Regions from separate parts of the Homo sapiens genome. Here region 2 is linked to region 1. The links are chromatin contacts, found by Hi-C or POLR2A ChIA-PET in ENCODE. All regions are on one chromosome and are shown on one strand. The core of a region is the stretch at or near the end of the contact, and the rest is flanking DNA. Distances in the headings are between cores, read along the strand shown. Region 1 overlaps HIVEP1 (HIVEP zinc finger 1). Region 2 overlaps ADTRP (androgen dependent TFPI regulating protein).

Region 1 (2,700 bases), core at 138-2,637:
CCCTGTCATGTCAGTTTATACCCATTTCTTCATGTTCTGACACTTGAAAACTATTATTTTTTAGATAGGATTCTTGAGTATTTTAATTTTTCTAAATAGTGACACATACAGTGTTTCTTTGATTACAAAAGTCTGAACCGAAGTTGTTTAAAGCTATTGCCCCTTTAGGACCACATATATCTGACTTTTATCCTGGGTTATGTTCTCAAATGTTCTGGAGACAAAAGATTATAGGGCTTTTAATCTGTGACCCTTGAATTTTCATTGTTGAGGTTTGTTGTTTGTTTGTTTGTTTTTTGCTGTTGCTGCTGTTTTATTTTGTAGTGGGAATTTAGACAGTAATGACAGAAAGAAGCATGTTTCATTAAGTGGATGATCCCATTCAGCAACAATAATACTAATACTCCCACAGAGCCAAAGCCTTTTTTCTGGGTGGATGAGTGTTTTATAAAAGAAGTACCTCAGGACTTCAGCCTCTCTCATTCTCCACCAGATGGAGTTTAACAGTTTGGATGGAAAGTCTGAAATGATTTTCCCTTGTGATATCCCGTTTTTTATGTCTATGTATAAATGTATAATGACTAATTTGGAAATAGCGCTATCAATTTATTAAACTAGGAAGCATTATTTCCCCTGGAATTAGTTTCTGCTCTGGCCCAGGATCACTGTGGTGTAGAACTTTCACCACAGAATAGCCTCTGGTAAAAGATGAGGCCTGTACTTGTCCTACTTTAACGCTTCTGTATATGTTTTAAAACCTTGCCCCAATCAACTCTATAAGAATGTTATAAAGAGAGCAGTGTGTTATGAAGTGTTTCATTTTACTAACAATTTTATTTTCCAAAGAAAAATGCAAATGATTACTATATTAGACATACAGTAGGAGTAGAAGAAGTGGCTGACTTAAAACATGATGAAGGAGAATAAAATGTTTCTGGTGCTACAGTTTCAAGTTTTGAAGTGGACAGCCCAGCAGAACAAAGCTAGGGAGACCTGGGGGCTGGTCACTGTCGAGTGAGCTCATGTGCCTGGTTCCCCCCTGCATCCTCTTCACACCCCGATGCGTCTCCACCTCCCTCATCATAGGGGATACCTGCCCCTCTTGGGGAGCAGGCTCTTGGCAGCAGCTCTTTTGAGAAGTGAGCCACTATGTAAAGCCTCTGCCATTCTTGAGAGTCCTGCCTGACAGTGTATTCTCCATTTTCTTAGCCCAGTCAGTGAGGATAAGTGAAAACATTGTATCGTGTAAAGTGGGATATTTTAACACACAAACTTGCTGTCTTTTCCTTTTAATGGTGAACAACCTTTTGTGGTATCATGGGGTCTTGATATCATCTCTCATCTTCTTAATCTAACATAATTCGAATATTAGTCATGTTACACAAACAGACTGCTAGAAACCACACCGGGATTTCATTTGCTGTGTGTCAACAGTAGAAATTCAGGACAATCCTCTGGTTTTGCCAGCAGTAAGTTTCCACAACAGTTATCAAAGTCAGCCTCTTTTATTCCAAACAGTGATTTTGGTGGCTTTTCAGACACCTTTCATTATGTCTTCACACCTGCAGTTATCGAAGGATGTCTGGTCTAGCTATATGAAAACTGAAAATCCAAAATAACCCAGGAAACTCTTTTATTTCCTGGGTTCTCCCAAACACAGTCGAAGTATGTCGTTTCATCATGCTAACAGATTATAGATGACTATTAGATAATATAGTGCTGAAAGAAAAATGTCCCACATCAGGAGCCACGTGTCTTTTCAGGAACCAGTACTATGAAACATCAAGTCTTGATCAGTATGAAAATTGTCTTCTCTGTTTTGGTAGGTACACTTCCTGTTTCCTAACAACAGGGTGGTAGTGACATCAGTAGTGGGGTCCTGCCGCATGTGAAGAGGGAATATTAGACTCAGCATGCTTTTCTGAAAGTGATGTATACTTGATACTAATAGGATATTTAAGAACATGCCTTATATGTTTGAGTCTTGATGATCTCTGACATGGAAAATGGGGTAAACCTTTTTTTAAAAAGGACAAAATTTGGGAGACCTGATTGTAAATCTAAAAAGTCACAACCCCTGCCAGAGTTTGCAGAACAGTAGCCAGAAACCTAAGGATTGTGTTTTTAGGTTTATAGGACACATTTGGGGGCTTAGTCATTTAACTGATCTTTTCTGTAGCATAAACATAATCATCACCAGGAAACGTCTCTGAGCTTTCATTCATTAAACAAAATGTACTAAACACTTAAGAGGCAGTCAGTGTTACTACAAAGCACCCCAGTATAGTACTTATTTTTTAAACATCATTACCACTTGGTAATATCTCCGTCAGCTCATAGCGTTCTGGAAAAAGCCCAGGTCTTATGCTGTGTTTGTGCTGAGTTGCTCCCTTACATGTGCATTGTTTTGTTTTTCACTAAAGGTTTTCTCCATATTTCTTTCTAATTAATGTCAGTGTTTTCCAAGCATTATCTTCAGTCTTTTCCTTTTAAGGATCCTAGACCTGTTCTCTACTCTGCCAACCACACCATACCCAGGTTATCATTCACCATCATATTGTGCCTGGTCCCTGGTTGATAAAGAGTGTTCATTAAAGGGTGATGTGAAAATGATGTGATGAAAGGCCACAGACCCCTTCTGAATTCTTTACCACCCTTAGCAACAGCAGGCTGCGCGGTACCTGTCTTATCTTTTAGCAG
Region 2 (2,700 bases), core at 168-2,667, 380 kb before region 1:
CTTGCTCAGCCGAAGAAGAGCCGGTGCACTTTCTTCCTTAAATAGGGCACCTGCAGGCCTCACCGAGACAATCTGGCCGTGGCAGCAATTTAAATCCAAGGGGATAGAGCAAGCCATGAGCGCTGGTGGGTTACTAAGTGCTGTGTGGCCCCCAAAGCCAGGAGAAAGAGAAGGAGGGTATTTTTCAAGAAAGTAATACGATATGGAAGGCAAGCTTTGTACATTCTTGTTGCTTTGTACAGTTCTGTGGTTTCTCATTTAAGAACTGGTAGGTCATGAAGATATGGAGTTTGGGGGGTGGGGTTAAGTTAGGCTTGCGACAGAATCCATCCAAATCCTTGAAAGCCCTGGACTGGTACAAGAGGGGTGGTCTGGACTCTGCTTTTAGGGTATAAGTCAGGAAGGTTCTAGAGCCTGGGGAGCTGGGCTGGGGATTGATCAAGGTGGCTGTTGGGGAACAATCTTTGAGCTCTGGACTCTAGGAAAGACCTAGCAAAGTCAGCCACATGCTGCTCCTGGGCTGAGGGCGTAGGCAGGAAATGATACAGAGGTGGGTCAGACCAGCTACACCCATCACCCAGGAGCTTGTTAGAAATGCAGGACCTCCATCCTATCCCAGACTACGGAATCAAAATCTCTGGAAATGGGGTCCAAGAGTTTGTTTTTTAAGAAGCTTCTCCAGAGCTTGTTAAAGATTGTTTATCTGGGTGGGATGAGGGGAGAAATTGAAAAACTACCTATTGGGTACTAAGCTGATTACCCGGGTCACAAAATAATCTATACTTATATAACAAACCTGCAAATGTACCCTTGAATGTAAAATAAAAGTTAAAAAAAAAAAAGAAATTTTTGGCCAACCTTATTAAGATACACTTTACAGAATATAAAATATAGATTTTAAATGTAGAAAAAGATTATTTAATCTTTATGTAGGCTAAAGCTAGAACCACTGAATGAGACCCAAGTTTAGCCCTCAAAAATCTTACTACTCAAAGCTATAAAGCGGACTTTTATTCATTACTTGGTATGTGCCAGGCACTGAACTGTGTTTCATTCTCATAACAACCTTACGAGCCAAGTCCTATCATTAGACTCCCCCGCCCACCACCATTTTACAAACGAGGAAACAAACCTGCCTAAAGCTTCCTGGCTGGTAGATGTCAAACCCAGCAGTCCTGTTCTTGAGCTAGACTTCGAAAAAATAAAAAAAATTATCAGGTTTCTGAGCGTAGTTCAGATAAAGCATTGTGGGAGGTCAGAAGAGAGACAATTATCTCCAGGTGGGAGAATGAACGACCACTTCACAAACCACCGCTGCCTGGTTCCCACCCCCAGAGATTCTAATGTAATCAGTCTGGGGCTAGGGCCTAGGGGTTGGGATTTTTAAAATCCTCCCAGGTGATTCTAATCACGGGCAGCTGAGGCTGAGAACCACCTGCCTGGAGGAACTTCCGTTTGGAAATTCAGACCCTGCAGTCTCAAGAGAGGCGGGGCTGGGGAGATGCAGGCTGTTGAGCCCTCCTGTGGAACAAGATTGCAGGAAAGGGAGAGAGGAGAGGGGAGAACAGAAAAGCAGGCAGCAGACAGCAGGGAAAGGTCCTTGTCTAAGGGACAGGAAGGGAAAGGGACATAAAGGTACTAAAGAACGGCCGGGGGTAGAAGAGCCAGAAGATAGGAAATCATGGGCCCTGGGGTGGAGGAGCTTTCGAACCAGAAAGGGGTGTCCCAGGGAGGGGTGGGGCAACAGCTTTAAATGGCAGGAAGGGGTTGCCACCCTAATACTTCTCATTATTGCTGGTGATTTTGACATTCACACCCTCAGGGCTGCAGAATTTGGATGTGTAGTCATTTGCACAGGGAGTTGGGAGAAGTTCCCTCCTCTCTCCCTCCCCCACCAGTAGCCTCGCCTCACCCTGGTTTCACTTCCAGCCGCTCAGGCCGCAGCAGGCCAGGCTGCTGCTGTAGTTAGGAAGAGCAGGCACAGGCTTGGGCCCAGGGGAAGAGGCCTGCGCTGTTCTATCAGCAGGGCAATTAATCCCATCCTGAGCCTGGGCCAGGCCTTCCCTCTCTGGGGAGAGGCCGCCTCCGCCCGGCGTGTGAAGTCCATGTGACCTGCTTTCCTCAGGCTGGAGCTTCCTAGAGTCATCGTGAGTCAAGCTCCTCCTGACTTTCTCCTGCCTCTCCCAGTCACAGGATGTGGAAATCGGATTGGGGGAAAGAACGCATTACTCAGATCCTCCGGGCCTTCTCCATCAATAAAAACTTGCTTTACACCTCCAACTTGTCAATCCCCTCTCCCTCTCCACCCCAGCTCACGGTTACTTCTCAGGCTTATGGCACACGGGCCTCTCTAGGTGCCCACGGTGTGTGCCAGGCAGCCCTGTCGCCATCGAGCTTACTCAACATTGAGGCGTCTTTGTCCGAATTCACCACAAGCAGGTGGAACCCCCGCGTGGGGGCTCAGGAGGGAGGCACTAGGGAGCCGCCAAGGAAAAGAAACCTGCAAGAGCTGGGGCGTGAAGGGGCTGCCAGGAGCAGCTGGGGCACACGGAGAGCGAGAGAGCCTCTCCCAGGCTCCATGGGGAGGCTTCCAGGAGGGCAGCAGGGACAGGTGTGGATCAGCCCATCCCACCCGAACGGTCTGCTTATTCTCCAAAGACGATGCAATGTTTATAAAACTCAGGATGAGCTTGACTCACG

The links. A loop is a pair of places that touch in the nucleus more often than their neighbours do. ChIA-PET counts read pairs that join two places held with the same protein, here RNA polymerase II (POLR2A).
Region 2: a loop to region 1 is called in a map of PC-9, with 2.6 times the contacts of the local background. The contact joins two enhancer-like sites. A Hi-C loop is called at or near these places in 1 of 168 maps with a recorded cell type or tissue (PC-9). POLR2A ChIA-PET finds 5 or more read pairs at or near these places in 2 of 52 experiments (MCF 10A and activated T-cell).

Annotation. Positions count from the first base shown.
Region 1 is chr6:12,147,243-12,149,942 of GRCh38, forward strand. The region is part of intron 7 of HIVEP1 (HIVEP zinc finger 1); the gene reads left to right. Among named protein-coding and RNA genes, the nearest start is that of HIVEP1, 140 kb to the left of the region's middle. Within about 2 kb of position 1,388, at least 3 of the 41 ENCODE cell types and tissues checked have a DNase peak (open chromatin) inside an H3K27ac peak, as active enhancers do; they include PC-9, where a contact is called at or near this core.
Region 2 is chr6:11,768,899-11,771,598 of GRCh38, forward strand. The region is part of intron 1 of ADTRP (androgen dependent TFPI regulating protein); the gene reads right to left. Among named protein-coding and RNA genes, the nearest start is that of ADTRP, 8.6 kb to the right of the region's middle. RefSeq lists enhancers at 1,066-1,589, 1,590-2,111, 1,998-2,292, 2,112-2,635. Within about 2 kb of position 1,418, at least 33 of the 41 ENCODE cell types and tissues checked have a DNase peak (open chromatin) inside an H3K27ac peak, as active enhancers do; they include PC-9, where a contact is called at or near this core.